5 separate regions of the Homo sapiens genome follow, and regions 2, 3, 4 and 5 are each linked to region 1. Evidence: chromatin contacts called from ENCODE Hi-C or POLR2A ChIA-PET data. All regions are on one chromosome and are shown on one strand. Each heading gives the region's core, a stretch centred on a gene start or an enhancer-like site at or near the end of the contact. The rest is flanking DNA. Distances are from core to core; before and after follow the strand shown.

Region 1 (2,799 bases), core at 131-2,630:
TTTTACATACTTGCATATAAATTATACCACCCAGGTGAAAACCGGCATTTCAGTTGATTTATTCAACTGATAGAAAAAGAAAAGCTTACAGTCGCTACTGATCACTATTTAAAAACCGGAAAATAAAAAACGTACAATTAAATGCCCTCTTCTGCGTAGAGCTAGGTAGTTTTTTACAACCATACACATCCATACAACCGCCATCCCTTAATTTTTCTAATATTTTCGTCTCGCATATCAAACCAAAACCAAACCTCTCTCTCTTCCGGGAGCGAAGAGCCCTTTCACTCCCTTCGGAAGATGCGTAAATTTCAAAAGAGGAACATAGCGCTGGGGGAGGGTAATAATCTGCAGCTCAAAAAAACCGCGGGTGGAGAAGACGACCCCGGCCCCCGAACGCCTGCTTCTAAGACAAAGCTCAGCACCGCCAACCTCGACAAACATACAAAGAAGAAATACAAAAGCTTCTTCTCACAGTTGGGCGGAGGATGGGGGGCGGAGGGACGGAGGGACGTGAAAAGACGTTACAAACGGATGGCACGGAGAGAGGAGAGGGCCGGGAGCCAGGCAAGCTCGCTGGGGCCCTCGGCGGGGTGTCTAGGCCCGGAGAGGATCGCTGGGAGACCGGCCTCAAGTGACCACCTCCCGAGCCCCGGGAGCCGGAGGCAGCGGCGGGGGCATCCTTCCAGCGGCAGGGGAGGAGCCAGCCCACCTCTCCCCGATGCGCTCGCAGCCAGCTCAGGCAGCGCTCAGGGAAGTGTAAGCGGCGGTGCAGCCCCGCGGCTCCGCAGTAATCGCGCACCGCCAGGCCTCCGCGGACAGCGCTGAGGGCTCCGCGGCCCAGCGGGGGTTGACGCAGTGACTGGGGGAACGCGGCGGCAGCGGGGGCCGCGAGGGCTGCAGAGATCGAGACAACGCCGGTCCCCGCCCTCCCGCGCCTCTAGCCGCAGGCCGGCCGCCCTCCTCCCTCCCGCGCCGCAGGCTTGGCCCGCGGCCCCCTCCCCGCGCCCGGCGCTCCGCCGCGCAACGTCCTACCTGCAGGTGACCTGTTTAGTCCAGCCGCCGCCGCTGCCGTCGCTGCCGCCGCCCCCTCCGCCCGCCCCCAGGGACGGGGCGGTGACTGTGGGGATCGGGGTGGGGGAGGCTGCTGCCGCCGTCGCCGCTGCCGCTCCTGCTCCTGATGTTGTGGCTGTTGTTCCGGGAGTTGCAGCCTCCGCCATTACTGTTTATCCCACACAGCAAAGGCCCCGGAACTTCCGGGATCACATAGTTCCGGTCCGGCTGCGGGGAGAGGACGGCGAGGCCAGGCGAGGGGAGGGGAAGGACACTGAGGCACCCGTTCGGTCCCCGCCTGCTACGCGTCGCGTATCTGAGCGCTCTCGCCACTTCAACTGCGGGCCCAGAGCATGCGCGCCCGCGGCCCGCCCACGGCGCCGCTCATTGGTGGAGGGGACGTCTCCTCCGGAAAGGGGCGGGGCAAACGGGGGTCTGTACAGGTGTGTCCTAGGCTCGAAACCCCGGCGACGAAAGTCCATAGTTAGCGGCTTTCTTCCTAGCAGAGGCTGATATAGTGGAGCTGGGGCTGGGGACTAGGGACTTGCAGTCGGAAGACCTGGGTTTGAATCTGCACTTTCCCATTTCTCTAGTAATATTTGAGCTAGGTACTTGTTCTATCTGAGCCTCCGTTTCAGCCTCTCTCGAATAAGGATGACAGCAGACCCACATATGGTTGCTGTGAGGATTATATGATGTCCTTAGAAATCACTGAGCTTAGTGCCTGGTACATGGTAAACACTTAATAAAGGTTATCTCATTCCTGGTATCAGAGATGTGATCTTGGCCAAGTATTTTGGCTGAGCAATGCTCTAGAGGGCTGGTCCCCTTATCTCCAGGCTTCCCTTTCTAAGCCATGGGTCTTCTAGCAAATTATCCTACCTCTTGGTGCTCCTGCTTTCTCCTCTGTAAAAACGACAATAATAATAATAATAGGCCAGGCGCGGTGGCTCACGCCTGTAATCCCAGCACTTTGGGAGGCTGAGGTAGGCGAATCACCTGAGGTCATGAGTTCGAGATCAGCCTGGCCAACGTGGTGAAACCCCGTCTTTACTAAAAATACAAAAATTAGCCGGGTGTAGTGGCTAGTCCCAGTTACTCAGGAGGCTGAGGCAGGAGAATTCCTTGAACCCGGGAGGCGGAGGTTGCAGTGAGCCGAGATCGCGCCACTGCACTCCAGCTTGGGCGACAGAATGAAATTCCGTCTCAAAATAATAATAATAGTAATAGATAATAGTACCTACTTCAGAGATGGCTGTGAAAGTTAAATGAGAATCTGTTTAAAAACCTTTGTACTGGCCGGGCGCGGTGGCTCACGCCTGTAATCCCAGCACTTTGGGAGGCCGAGGGGGGCGGATCACCAGGTCAGGAGATTGAGACCATCCTGGCTAACACGGTGAAACCCCGTCTCTACTAAAAAATACAAAAAAATTAGCCGGTCATGATGGCGGGCGCCTGTAGTCCCAGCTACTCCGAGGCTGAGGCAGGAGAATGGAGTGAACCCGGGAGGCGAAGCTTGCAGTGAGCCGAGATCGCGCCACCGCACTCTAGCCACTGCACTGCAGCCTGGGCGACAAAGCTAGACTCCATCTCAAAAAAAAAAAACAAAAAGCAAAAAAAAAAAAAAAAAAACCCCTTTGCATTGTGCTTTTCACACTGCAGTGAATACATAATGAGTAACAAAATATGTCTGGAATATCCTAGCTTTTTTTTTAATGCGTCTTTAAAATTGTATGTATTTAAGGT
Region 2 (2,799 bases), core at 129-2,628, 1.4 Mb before region 1:
ATTTAAGAGAGTTGTCCCAAGGCAGGCGGTCAACTGCGCGCGCCACCGTAGAGAGACCACCCGGAGGGAAGGCCCGCGGCTGCTACAACTTCAGGAACCTGGAAAAGGGCCACCCCTGCTACGCGCCAGGCATCAGAAAAGCGGTGATGAGGGGCATGGGGGTGACCGGGAAGGGAGGGACAAGCAGAGAGACCTGCGGCTCGCTCCGGCGGAGACGGACCGGGGGCCCAGGGCGGCTGGGTTACTGGCTCCGCCACGTCTAGGGAAGGAGGTAGTAGGGAGGGAAAGACTCAAGATACCAAAGACGGGAGGCTCTTTCCTTCCTTCCCAAACCTGCCTACCGCTTCTCTAGGCCCTGGCTGGCTCCAGAGCACTTTATTCTTCTGATTCGTGCGGGCGGGCGGGGAAAGGGGTGGAGGTTGAGCCTGGTCTCCTCCAGGCACTAGCATTTTAGCCATTCTCGAGAAAATGTCTGGAGGTGCCGGAAGGAAGGGAACTGCAAAGGTAGAAGCGCGGGCCCTGCAGAGGCTCCCAGAGGGGAGCAGAGAAGGGAGTGGCTGGAGGCGGAGGCTGTCAGGTGCGGGGTCCCGGCGAAGCCGTGCCCCTCCCAGAACATTGCCCGCCTGGACAGTCCACCCCGACCACGGCTGCGGACAGCGCCCCTCCCTCCGGGTGCACTCACCGCTCGGACTGCGAATAGTTGCACCGGCCCAGCAAGTTGAGTTTGCAGAGATGCAGGTTATCGCAGGGTCTCTGGCAGTACTTGCGACGGCAGACCCGGGCTCGAGTGGTGGCCACCACCGATCGGGTGATCCCGGCCTCGCCGCCGGTCTCCAACACCACAAAGCGGTCGGGCCCGGCCACCTGCAGCACCTCACAGAGCTGCGGCTCAGACAGCGCGATCTCCTGGAGCAGCGCGTCCAGGGCCATGCGGCCCCCGTGGGCGCACAGGATTTTGGTGATGAAGCAGCACACCTCCGGGTCCGCCATGGCGCGCTGGCTGTGCTGGCTCTGCCGCGGCGCGGGACTCGGTTCCGCGGAAATCGGAAATCGAAACTTACAAGTGTCCAGGGGCGGGCGCGGGCGGTGCTACTGCTGGGCGCGCCCGGAGTCAGCGAGGGCGCGCTCTCCGTCGCCGTTAGCCCAGCCCAGCGATCCACTCTCGGCTCTCAGGTCAAGAGGCTAGATCTCACCGACCGGGTCCTAGTGGCAGGTTTACAGCCGGCCGCAAGGGCAACTGGGTGGAAAGAAAGAGAACGCGCGGGCAAATCTGCTGGTGACCGCCTGGGGTGGCCCCCTCTCGGTTCTAGGCTCGGCGAGGGTGAGGTTCTCCAGCCGGGCTCCGCGAGCCTTCTTTAGAAAGAAGAGAAACTAAAAGCGATCTTGGGGCTCTGGCCGGTGTTTTATAAGCCAGCCGACTGAGGCGTGTGACGCAAGTCCTGAGAGCCCTGTTGAGGAGTGCGCACCCCACCCATTCCCGGAAAGAGCAGACCCTAGCGAGCGCTTCCTGCGAGCCGTGCGCTCTGCCTCTGTTGGTAGTGAATCTTCCCAGCAACTCCACATGGTAGATATTATTATCCTCACCCTGAACTTGAGGAAGTAACTTGCACGAACACGCACTGGCATCAAGCGGAGCCCAGATGCCACCGAGTTTCCCCAAATCGCGTCCCCAGGCCCCAGATCGTGGTACCCCAGGCCCCGATGTGCAAGTTTCTCCTCCACCACCGTGCCCTCTTAAAGAACAACGATTGCCACTCTCCCTCGTTTCTGCCTTCTCACGAACTTTTGGACAAACCACTTCTTGACATGGTCTTGCTTACCTAGAATCGCTAACTCGGTGCCCTGAACCACTGCTTGTACCTCAATCACGGTGGACATGCTAAGACATATCCCAAGATTTCAGATCGGTTCCTCCCCGTAGAGATTGGGACAAGAACTTTTCCACCGTGGGGACGTACTTTGACCCCCAGAGTTGACATAAAGATTGTTTTTAAGTGAAAACATTGAGCTACAGAAGATGTAGAAAGAAATCTTAATGAAACTTCCCTTATCTGACTAAAGCAAAACCTCCCGAAAACATGGTGCCATTAAAAGCCTCTCGGAGTATTCAGCTGCCAGGAAGACAGACTGTCCCATTACCATTAGCACCAAAAAACCCAATGGGCTGGGTGCTGTGGCTCAGCCCGTAATCCCAGCGCTTTAGGAAGCCGAGGCAGTGGGAGGATTGCTTGAACCCAGGAGTTCAAGACTAGCCTGGGCAACATAGTGAGCTCTCTTCAATAATAATAATAATAATAATAATAATAATAATAATAATAATAATAAAAACAACCCGGGCATGGTGGTGTGCAGCCGCAGTCCCAGCTACTCGGGAGCCTGAGGTGGGAGGATTGCTTGAGCACGGGAGGAGGCTGCAACGAGCCGGGATTGTGCCACTGCACTCCAGCCTGGGGGATAGCGCTGAGACTTTGTCTCAAAAACACAAAACAACCCAATCAAAACTTCCAAACTCTCCTACTGAAGCCCTAAAACTTTCCTTTTTGTTAAGTTGAGGTATATAAACCTTTACTTTTGAGTTTTCTGTTACTGGAAGCTCCTGCATGCATGTGTAAATAAACTTTGTCTTTTCTCCTATTTATCTGTCTAGTGCCAGTTAATTTTTAGGCCCCCAAAGACAGGACACAAGTTGAAGAGAAAAAAGGTTTTTTTTTCCAACATCTTCAAATAAAATAGATGGGTCATTTGATCAGATAAGAAATACATCTTTTTAAAAAATAATAGATTCTGGTTGCTAACTTA
Region 3 (2,799 bases), core at 224-2,723, 1.3 Mb before region 1:
GAATTATCATAGTTTGTGTTTTGTCTTGCCTTTGTCTGCAGAGCTGTTATGGTATTTATCTGCAATTGGGTCAACACACAGCTGAGAAAATGTGTAGAACAAAGACTACTCAGAGAATTGTTTGATTGAAGAGGCAGCCGTGTAGCCTGAATCAGGTTCCAGAACTACTTTCTCTTGTTGCTTTATAATTCGGACTTGGTCCTTTCCAATTTCCCCTCCTCCCTGGGATGTGACTGCCAGGAAGGGGCCTTCCTAGTGACATGAGGTTTGATCAAATACACGGCCTGAGAATATAATTCTTCTATAATGCTTTCTCTGAAAGCTTTTGAAGAAAAGGGGAAAATGTGAAAAGAAAATTTCAGCACTTTCCAAACGTACTATGCCAAGGGGAAAAGTTAAGCCCTGTAAACTAAATCACAGAACATGGCTGTTTTTCTTCTCTGGTGCATGACTGTTGCTTCCTGATCTTTGTGTTGATGTTATATATTAACCAGATTTTTTATTCTTTATTCAGACTAAATGACGTTGGAGATAGAGACCCTTGTGATTGTTACCTCTTTACAATAGAATATTAAACAACCCCCTTACAGTGTAATCAATAGTAGTGAATTGAATCTTCTGTGTACGTTAGCCTCATCTAGAAAATGCTGTAATTACGTACAGCACTCCTGTTTTTGGTGATATAAATGACCCTCACCTTTCCCTGCATCAGGGAGCACTGATCACCATTCTTTGCTGTCAGTGGTTCCCGGGATAGCCGCCCTCACACTTTGCACTTGAATAAACTCTTTCAACTGGATCCCTGAGCTTTTTGGTTATTTTAGGCTGACATTAGTTAACTAACAAGATGTTAGTTCTTCAGTCTGTTAATTCTGAGGGGTTGACCAGAGGTCCTGTAAGGTCCCTTCCAACTCTAACATTCCACGATTTCGTGAATTTAAAGACTGTGGTTGCCCCTGTATTAACTGGGTTCAGGAGTAAGATAGATAAATTAAGTCATCCAATCGACAAATATTTATTACAGTTCTCTATTGTGTGTAGGTGTATCTGTGGAAATAGGAAACTGTATTTTGGTGCACTCCTGCTTCCAAATCACAGAACTACAACTCCTTCAGCAGAAATTTTCTAAGCTTCCCGCACCAGCCAGAGACCAAGATTCTGCGGTGCACATAGTCAAGGGTTGCTATGGAGTCCAACACGGCCCCAAACAGAAGTGGTCCCTGAAAATTTCTTTCCCAGAAAACTTGCATTTGAAAAACAATGCCATTCCAATTCGCCTTTTCCTAAAGTAAACTCATAAATAGAGACAACCAAACTTTCGCTCTCAGCCCAGAGAACGACGCTCTCCTCCCAAGAGGAACCTCGGCTCTTCCGCGGCAGAAGCTGCACGGAACCAAGAAGCCGCGGGCGCTGGTTCTCCAACGAGCTTTTCTCCCGTTCGTACCAGCGTCCAGGCGGGGTTACCGTGGAGACAGAACGTGCTGTGTGGATGCGGCGAAACGCTGAGGCGCGGCCTTCGCTGTGTGGTGGGGACTCACAAGACCGACGTCAAGATGGTTAGTGGCTCTGAATAGTAAGGGAGTACTTTGAGTAGGTCCTGAGGCTGGCGATTAGAGGTTCCCAGCACACTTCTGTGTGAAGTCTAGGTGTGTCCGCAGAGAGTAATCCCCAGCTCTCCCTGTGTTCCCACGGGGGACAGGGATGCAACTGTAAATACCTCGGTGCTTTCTTCCCTCCTGCTTTTCCGTTTACTCACATTTAAACCACTCGTGGGATGGGAAGCAGAGGAAGGGAAAGCTGAGATGACAGAAGCAATGCGAAAGCATCTCTAGCCAGAGAAGATAAAAGTTGGGAGTAGCTGTTTGGTCCTTCCTAAGTATTGGCTGATGGCTCTTCTAGTAGAATACCTGTTACAAAACGAGTTTGAATAGGCTTCCCTGGGGTTCGTTGTTAAGGATTTGACTTATAATTTTTTTTTTTTTTTTGAGATGGAGGCTCGCTTTGTCGCCCAGGTTGGAGTGCAGTGGCGCGATCTTGGCTCACTGCAACCTCTGCCTCTAGGTTCAAGCGTTTCTTCTGCCTCAGCCTCCCGAGTAGCTGGGACTACAGGCGCATGCCACCACGCCCGGCTAATTTTTGTATTTTTAGTAGAGATGCGGTGTCACCATATTGACCAGGCTGGTCTCCAACTCCTGACCTCGTGATCCGCCGCCTTCGCCTCTCAAAGTGCTGGGATTACAGGCATGAGCCACTGTGCCCGGCCTTGACTTATAAATTACAGAGCTGTCACTCTCAGTTTAAATCTGATAATCAGAATTGGACCATACAGCTGTCTTTGTTTCTTTTACAGATGCTTTCAAGGGCCAAACCTGCTGTAGGCAGAGGCGTACAGCACACTGACAAAAGAAAGAAGAAAGGTAGGAAGATTCCAAAACTAGAGGAGCTACTTTCAAAAAGAGATTTCACTGGAGCTATTACCCTGTTGGAGGTAATGCCCAAAGAACGTTGCTTCTTAGTGTATGAATACCAGACTGTAGATGAATGCTTGGGTGAATGCTGTTTGCTATGCTCTTGAAATAGGTGGGTGCATTCTGGGGCTTCCTGTACAAATCCCCTGTAAATCTAGTCAGGCACAGATTCCAGATTCCAAGTTAGCTATAAACCTGATAAAAAACGAACTAAAAAACTAAACTTGGCCGGGCGCGGTGGCTCATGCCTGTAATTCCAGCACTTCGGGAGGCCGAGACGGGCAGATCACAAGGTCAAGAGATCGAGACCATCCTGGCCAACATGGTGAAA
Region 4 (2,799 bases), core at 214-2,713, 1.2 Mb before region 1:
TAAAATGTCTTACTGTGGGTTATGGATCAAAAAGTTGGAAAACTCAGTGGGTGAGAAGTTAGAAGATAATGTTGGATAAGTAACACACCTGTAGAAGGATTTGGCCCACAGACCACCAGTTTGCAGTCTCTGAGCTAAATTGTGGAGGATATTGAATATGAGTATACATACATAGAACTCAGTTTGTAGGTAAGTTGCAGCCAGAACAGAGAACGATATAATAAAAACTCTTTTAGAGACATTAATATGACCCCGTCTCAAGACTGGTGGGAACAGAGACTGAAGGCAGAAAGGTCATTTAAGTATCACTAAGGCAATCTAAAAATGAGACCCGAATTCAGAATCAGAAAAGGAGCAATAGGGAAGGAGATAATGTAGGTAAAACATGGCGCCGAGTAGAAAAGATAGGGTTTTAGAGCTGGGAGAGACCTTTGGAATCATAGATTTCATCACCATCTTCGTCCAAGTAGGGAAAGTAATAACAGGAGAGGAAAAAACGGAACCCTCTCAGAATTTGTCAATGACGTCACACTGACTTAATAAAAGAGCTTTCAATAGTTAATGCAATTAACAGAAGGCTTGGATTCCCTTCAGGATGTGAAGGGCGAGCCCTCAAATTTACTTTTTATTCAATGGATTAAAATGGCCAGTAATTCTTATCCTTTTAAACCCGACTTCCAATTAATTAATTACAAGTGAGCCTATGGGGCGTGCCCAATCAATTCCTTCCCCATCCTGAAATGGGTCCTTTAGCATTCTCATAAACAGTACGTTTCCTGAAATACCACTAAACCCTCTTAAGAAGTTTTCTATGATTTCAGCAGTTTAGGCCTTCTGAATGAGCCCAGAACTCCTCATCTGCTTGTTAATTTTCCAACTGCAAAGCGTTATTGAACATTTAATGACCCTGCCCCACGCAACGCCCACTGCGGCCGGGCGAGGGAAACCGGAGTAGGTCGAGGAAGGGGAGGCCTGCGCTTTCGGGAGGGAAGCCGCTGGGGCTAGTCTGGCTGAAGCTGGGCACTTCCTTTTTTCCCTCGATACTTAAGGCTACGGGGACACAGGGCGGGCAGGCACAACGGCTGGCGCGTCTCTCTACCCTTGCCCAGAGTCCGCCTTGAATAATCAGCTAACAACCCCAATTCCCTTGAACCCAGCACGGGAGACCCGGCGCCAATGGCTAGGTCGGTCTCAGTCCCATCCCGATGCTAGCCCCGGGAAGCTCCTGGAGCGCCTCTGGTTTCCGGGTGCGAATAGTAAACTGCTCGGGAAACCCCAGAACCCTCCCTTTGAGGAAGGGTGCAGACGGCGTCTCCGTTTCCACGGAAACAGGCCGAGCCATGTCGTCACTTCCGCCGACCTGTCTGGACTCCAGACTGTTGGGAGGAAAAGAGGAAAACTGAGCAACAGCCACGACAGTGGACGCGAGCGTCTCCTCTGTGCGCATGCGCCCGCTCAGCGGCCTGCTTCTATTTATGTGGGGGATCCAACATGGCGGCCGCGGCGACCCTGGCGATGGCGGTGAAGCCCATCAGAACGTAGTAGCGGGGAAGGGGACACGGTCCGCACTCACCGTGGCGCCGGCGGAGACGGCTGAGGGTGGTGGAGGGAAGAAAAGCGACAGAGAGCAAGAGGAAGGGCGGGCAGGCACGCAGCGCGCCGTAGAAGCGAGCGCCGGCTCGAGCAAAAGCGGAGGGCCAGAACAGTGGGGATGGCGGAGCCGCGCAGAGTAGCGTTCATTAGCTTGTCACCGGTGCGGCGGCGCGAGGCCGAGTACCCGGGGCCCGAGCGTGAGCCCGAGTACCCCCGCGAGCCCCCCCGGCTGGAGCCGCAGCCGTACCGCGAGCCGGCCCGGGCGGAGCCGCCGGCCCCGCGGGAGCCTGCCCCCCGCTCGGACGCGCAGCCCCCGTCGCGGGAGAAGCCGCTCCCCCAGCGCGAGGTCAGCCGCGCCGAGCCGCCCATGTCGCTGCAGCGGGAGCCCCCGCGGCCCGAGCCGCCGCCGCCGTTCCCGCCGCTGCCCTTGCAGCCGCCCCCGCCGCGGGAGTCGGCTTCCCGGGCTGAGCAGCCGCCGCGGCCGCCGAGGGAGACGGTGCGCCTGGAGCTGGTGCTTAAGGACCCCACCGACGAGAGCTGCGTGGAGTTCAGTTACCCGGAGCTGCTGCTGTGCGGAGAACAACGGGTACAGAAGATTCTTCCCTCCTGCCCCAGACCCCGGGAGCCTCAGGACCCGCCGCCTTCCCCAGCTGGTTTGCACCTTGGGACGCCCACCGAGCGCGTCCGGGTCGCCCCGAGGGTGGGGTGCGGGGGGCCGGGGCCGAGCGGGTGGACGGGGCGGTGAGCGCTGCTTTCTCCACTCCCCAGGGTGGCCGAGGCTCTCACCCGGCTGCGCCGAATCCCCAAACCCCCGGCACTCGCTCCCAACGCCGCGCCGAGCTCGTTTTCTTGTGCACCTTTCGGAACCTCAGATTTTCCTTCTTTCCTTTCTGCTCCCCACACAAAATCCTGGGGCCCTGCAGGCCGTGTGGCTGGGTTCTCCCTGTGGCGCTACAGCTGTCGTTCCAGTAGAAAGGAAGAGAAAACCTTGGGGGACACGCCCCCCAGTCTGAAGCAGAGATTGTGTAACCCCTCTCGTATCATCCTCATCCTCATCACTGTTTGTTTTGCTGGGCGCCGTGGCTGCTGAGGTGTGCTTGCGTGCCTGTGATATTTTTCTTAATCGAAGGGAATTTAAGAATAATTAAAGGTTTTCAGAGACTAAGGATCCCACTTTAGGAATGGAGAAGTGGGTTAGTTAATCTG
Region 5 (2,799 bases), core at 291-2,790, 1.2 Mb after region 1:
CAAATCCTGGGCCTGAACATTTTGAACCTACCCCAAAAGAAACAAGACCTCTATTTGAAGCTGACATAGAAGTTGTGGGATTGATTTACAGAGGGCTAGGTTTGTATGGCTAGTCACTGACTGGTAGCAAATTATGGGAACTGGTCCAAGAACCAAGTCTGTTTTGATAGCCATTTTGTCGTAGCTCAAATCATCCAGAGCTTTCTGTGGCTGGAAATGGAAAGTTTTTAAACATTACCATAGAATAAACGGATTGCTGTTTTCCAACTCTGGTTGCACACCAAATTTGTATGTAGAGCATTAAAGAAGCACAGGCACTTGGGCTCTCCACACCAAGCAGCCGATTCCATGCTGTCATGTGAAGCTCATGTACAGTGAACACTGAGATTGCTGGGATGGGCTGAAAGCTTGGCCTGCAAGGGAAGTAATCCTAGAGACTAGAACGGCTAATAATTACTAGTGAGTGACAGAACGTCCAGAACCTCCCACTCTGAGTTTTGTTTGCTTATGTAGTAAAAAAAAAAGCCAAGCAATGGAGATGAATTTTCTATAAATTATACCTCAGTAAAGCTCTTTGTGAAAAAAAAAAAAAAAAAGATTGAAAATAGGTTTGGAATTAAATCACTACAAGTAGAGTCCCCTATCTATATATAGCTTCAAACTATGAACCATCAAAGCTGAGGATGACAACAGGCTGCATTAGCCAAATTTTAAGAGTAATGACGTTAGTGTTCTTAACCTTTTTAGAGCAAAGAAGATTTTCTGAATATCTGCATTGAACCTGACACCATCAGCAAAGGAGACTTTATAACTATAGGGTAAGTGGACTGGGGTTCACAGGAAATGAGGCTTGTGATTTTCTCAGATTTTACTATTCAGAGTGCCCCATGAAGTCTAAGACAGAAATCCAGCCAAAGCCTTGTCTTGTTTGGGAATTTCGATGTTATTTCTTTCCTATGGGCTGACATGTAGAGTGCCCCTCTCCTATGCTGGCCATCACTGTTCATTTTGTGGGGATCAGAATGTAAGAGCAGTCTTTGTTTTTCAATTGAAACCAAAGAATTCAATGGAGCATGACACAGCGTCAAGAACTTTGGTTTCAGGGTCAAAGAGCTGAATGCAAATTTTGATTCTGCCACTTACCCGACGTCATGACTCGGATCATTTAGCATCTCTGAATTCTTTCCGTCTACAGAATGAAATAATCATCTCTGCCGATCTCAGGACTGGCTTTCAGCCTTGAGTAAGAGAATGTGTGTCAAGCCTTTTTATATTTTGAAGCACTTCACAGTATCCATTACTATTTATGTCAGTTCACCATGTCCTCCTATTCCCAGGGCCTTCATGAAAAACTGGAAAAGGTATTGAGTACCTTGGACATTTCCCAGGCCTTTTTCCCTTTTCCAATACAGAATACCCTTCCAAGTTCTGTGATTTGTTAAGTCCTACCTCTGCCAGAATTTTATTGGTAAAGAACACTATAAATCCTCCTTCAGGGCATCTGAGGAGCTGGTGTGTTCCCATGCCAACTGGTAATCTGCTCAGCTCCGCTTTTCTGTGCTTTGTCTCAGAGCTCCCTCTCGTGCCCATTTAGGGATCACACATTTCTGCTGCAGCGGCCTGGTCTCCATGGCTACTTCATTATCTACACAGGCACATAAGTTTGTTGTTCTTGCCTTTGGCATAAATTCTTCAGAGACTGAATAGCTGATTCTGCAGCCTTTGATTTTCTTGCTGTATCTATAAGAAGGGAAAATCCTGTTCCTTCTACAGAATGTCCAGAAATCACACAATCTTCATTGACAGTCTGGCCAGTGAGACCAGCAATATTCAAATCTCCTTTATGATACTGGTATCCAGAAATAGAGACCCCAATTCTATTGCTAAGGTTAGGCGAAGCCACTATGTTCTGCATTGTTAGCACCAGTGGCAGCCAGTGTCCTTCTGTTCTCTACAGGAAGTGAAATCAAGTAATGTCTGTTTCCTCTGGATATCTGAAGAGAACATAGTGAAGCTGCGTTAGAAAACTCTGATACCGTTTTGTAGAGTTACTGTTGTTAATAAATGATAAATGGACTGATTTACTTAGATTAGCTTTTACTGTATTTCCACTGCCTAAAAGATACATCTGCATGAGGTGGAGTGTGTGTCTGTATATGCGCTGGAAATTTTACTCCATAGTCACTCAGTCAAGGTAGATATTGTATGCCAAGTAGACCGCGTTATAAATACAGTCATCCCACGGTATCCTTGGGGTATTGGTTCCAGGACCTCCCTCAGATACCAAAATCCACAGGTTGTCAAGCCCCTTCTATATAGTGGCACGGTATTTGCATAGACTTAGGCACGTCCTCCCTATGCACACTAAATCATCTCTAGATTACTTATAATACTCAATATAATGTAAATGCTATGTGGATGGTTGCTGTCCTGTATTCTCTAGGGGATAAGATAGTCTGTACGGATTCAGTACAGGTGCAAAAATATGTATTCTCTATCCTCAGTTGGTTGAATCCACGGGAGTGGGACCCACAGATAGGAAGGGTTATCAGAGAACTTCTAAGACTAGTTGTTCATATACATAAAAGAAATATCTACATTAAAGTAAAAATATTTTATCCTTCAAGTAATCACAAGAAGTACCAAATACCAGACGTTTAGTACTTTTCCTAAAGAATTTCATTCTAATTTTTAAATTTGAGACTAACAATCTAAGAATTAGGTACATGTGGAATGATTATTTTTAAATCAATCAATTTTTAAATCAAATTAAGAGCATTTCAGAGAAAGTCATAACTT

The links. A loop is a pair of places that touch in the nucleus more often than their neighbours do. ChIA-PET counts read pairs that join two places held with the same protein, here RNA polymerase II (POLR2A). Pooled maps may share reads with other maps.
Region 2: a loop to region 1 is called in a map of CD8-positive, alpha-beta T cell, with 15 times the contacts of the local background. The contact joins the promoter of ZC3HAV1 here to the promoter of MKRN1 in region 1. A Hi-C loop is called at or near these places in 1 of 168 maps with a recorded cell type or tissue (CD8-positive, alpha-beta T cell), 2 of 37 single-sample maps with no recorded cell type and 11 of 50 pooled maps. POLR2A ChIA-PET finds 5 or more read pairs at or near these places in 2 of 52 experiments (CD4-positive, alpha-beta T cell and naive thymus-derived CD4-positive, alpha-beta T cell).
Region 3: a loop to region 1 is called in a pooled map, with 9 times the contacts of the local background. The contact joins the promoter of IFT56 here to the promoter of MKRN1 in region 1. A Hi-C loop is called at or near these places in 1 of 37 single-sample maps with no recorded cell type and 6 of 50 pooled maps. POLR2A ChIA-PET finds 5 or more read pairs at or near these places in 1 of 52 experiments (GM12878).
Region 4: a loop to region 1 is called in a map of naive thymus-derived CD4-positive, alpha-beta T cell, with 12 times the contacts of the local background. The contact joins the promoter of UBN2 here to the promoter of MKRN1 in region 1. A Hi-C loop is called at or near these places in 1 of 168 maps with a recorded cell type or tissue (naive thymus-derived CD4-positive, alpha-beta T cell) and 7 of 50 pooled maps. POLR2A ChIA-PET finds 5 or more read pairs at or near these places in 2 of 52 experiments (OCI-LY7 and activated CD4-positive, alpha-beta T cell).
Region 5: a map of PC-9 shows a loop between it and region 1 (36-fold over the local background). The contact joins the enhancer-like site here to the promoter of MKRN1 in region 1. A Hi-C loop is called at or near these places in 2 of 168 maps with a recorded cell type or tissue (PC-9 and endothelial cell of umbilical vein) and 6 of 50 pooled maps. POLR2A ChIA-PET finds 5 or more read pairs at or near these places in 1 of 52 experiments (T-cell).

Annotation. Positions count from the first base shown.
Region 1 is chr7:140,478,125-140,480,923 of GRCh38, forward strand. It overlaps MKRN1 (makorin ring finger protein 1), which reads right to left and starts at 1,381. Exons shown (of 8, transcript NM_013446.4): 1 at 1,036-1,381. The coding sequence starts at 1,220. RefSeq lists silencers at 612-691, 972-1,111, 1,402-1,511 and enhancers at 647-1,487, 1,818-2,728.
Region 2 is chr7:139,108,342-139,111,140 of GRCh38, forward strand. It overlaps ZC3HAV1 (zinc finger CCCH-type containing, antiviral 1), which reads right to left and starts at 1,379. Exons shown (of 13, transcript NM_020119.4): 1 at 683-1,379. The coding sequence starts at 990. RefSeq lists enhancers at 278-407, 988-1,087, 1,032-1,535, 1,328-1,487.
Region 3 is chr7:139,132,305-139,135,103 of GRCh38, forward strand. IFT56 (intraflagellar transport 56) reads left to right here and starts at 1,474. Exons shown (of 18, transcript NM_024926.4): 1 at 1,474-1,556; 2 at 2,351-2,488. The coding sequence starts at 1,554. RefSeq lists enhancers at 1,299-1,593, 1,311-1,490.
Region 4 is chr7:139,229,774-139,232,572 of GRCh38, forward strand. It overlaps UBN2 (ubinuclein 2), which reads left to right and starts at 1,464. Exons shown (of 18, transcript NM_173569.4): 1 at 1,464-2,179. The coding sequence starts at 1,712. RefSeq lists enhancers at 1,245-1,404, 1,485-1,624 and silencers at 1,795-2,044, 2,255-2,474, 2,421-2,680.
Region 5 is chr7:141,648,516-141,651,314 of GRCh38, forward strand. AGK (acylglycerol kinase) reads left to right here. Exons shown (of 16, transcript NM_018238.4): 14 at 748-818. Among named protein-coding and RNA genes, the nearest start is that of DENND11, 52 kb to the right of the region's middle. Within about 2 kb of position 1,541, at least 6 of the 41 ENCODE cell types and tissues checked have a DNase peak (open chromatin) inside an H3K27ac peak, as active enhancers do.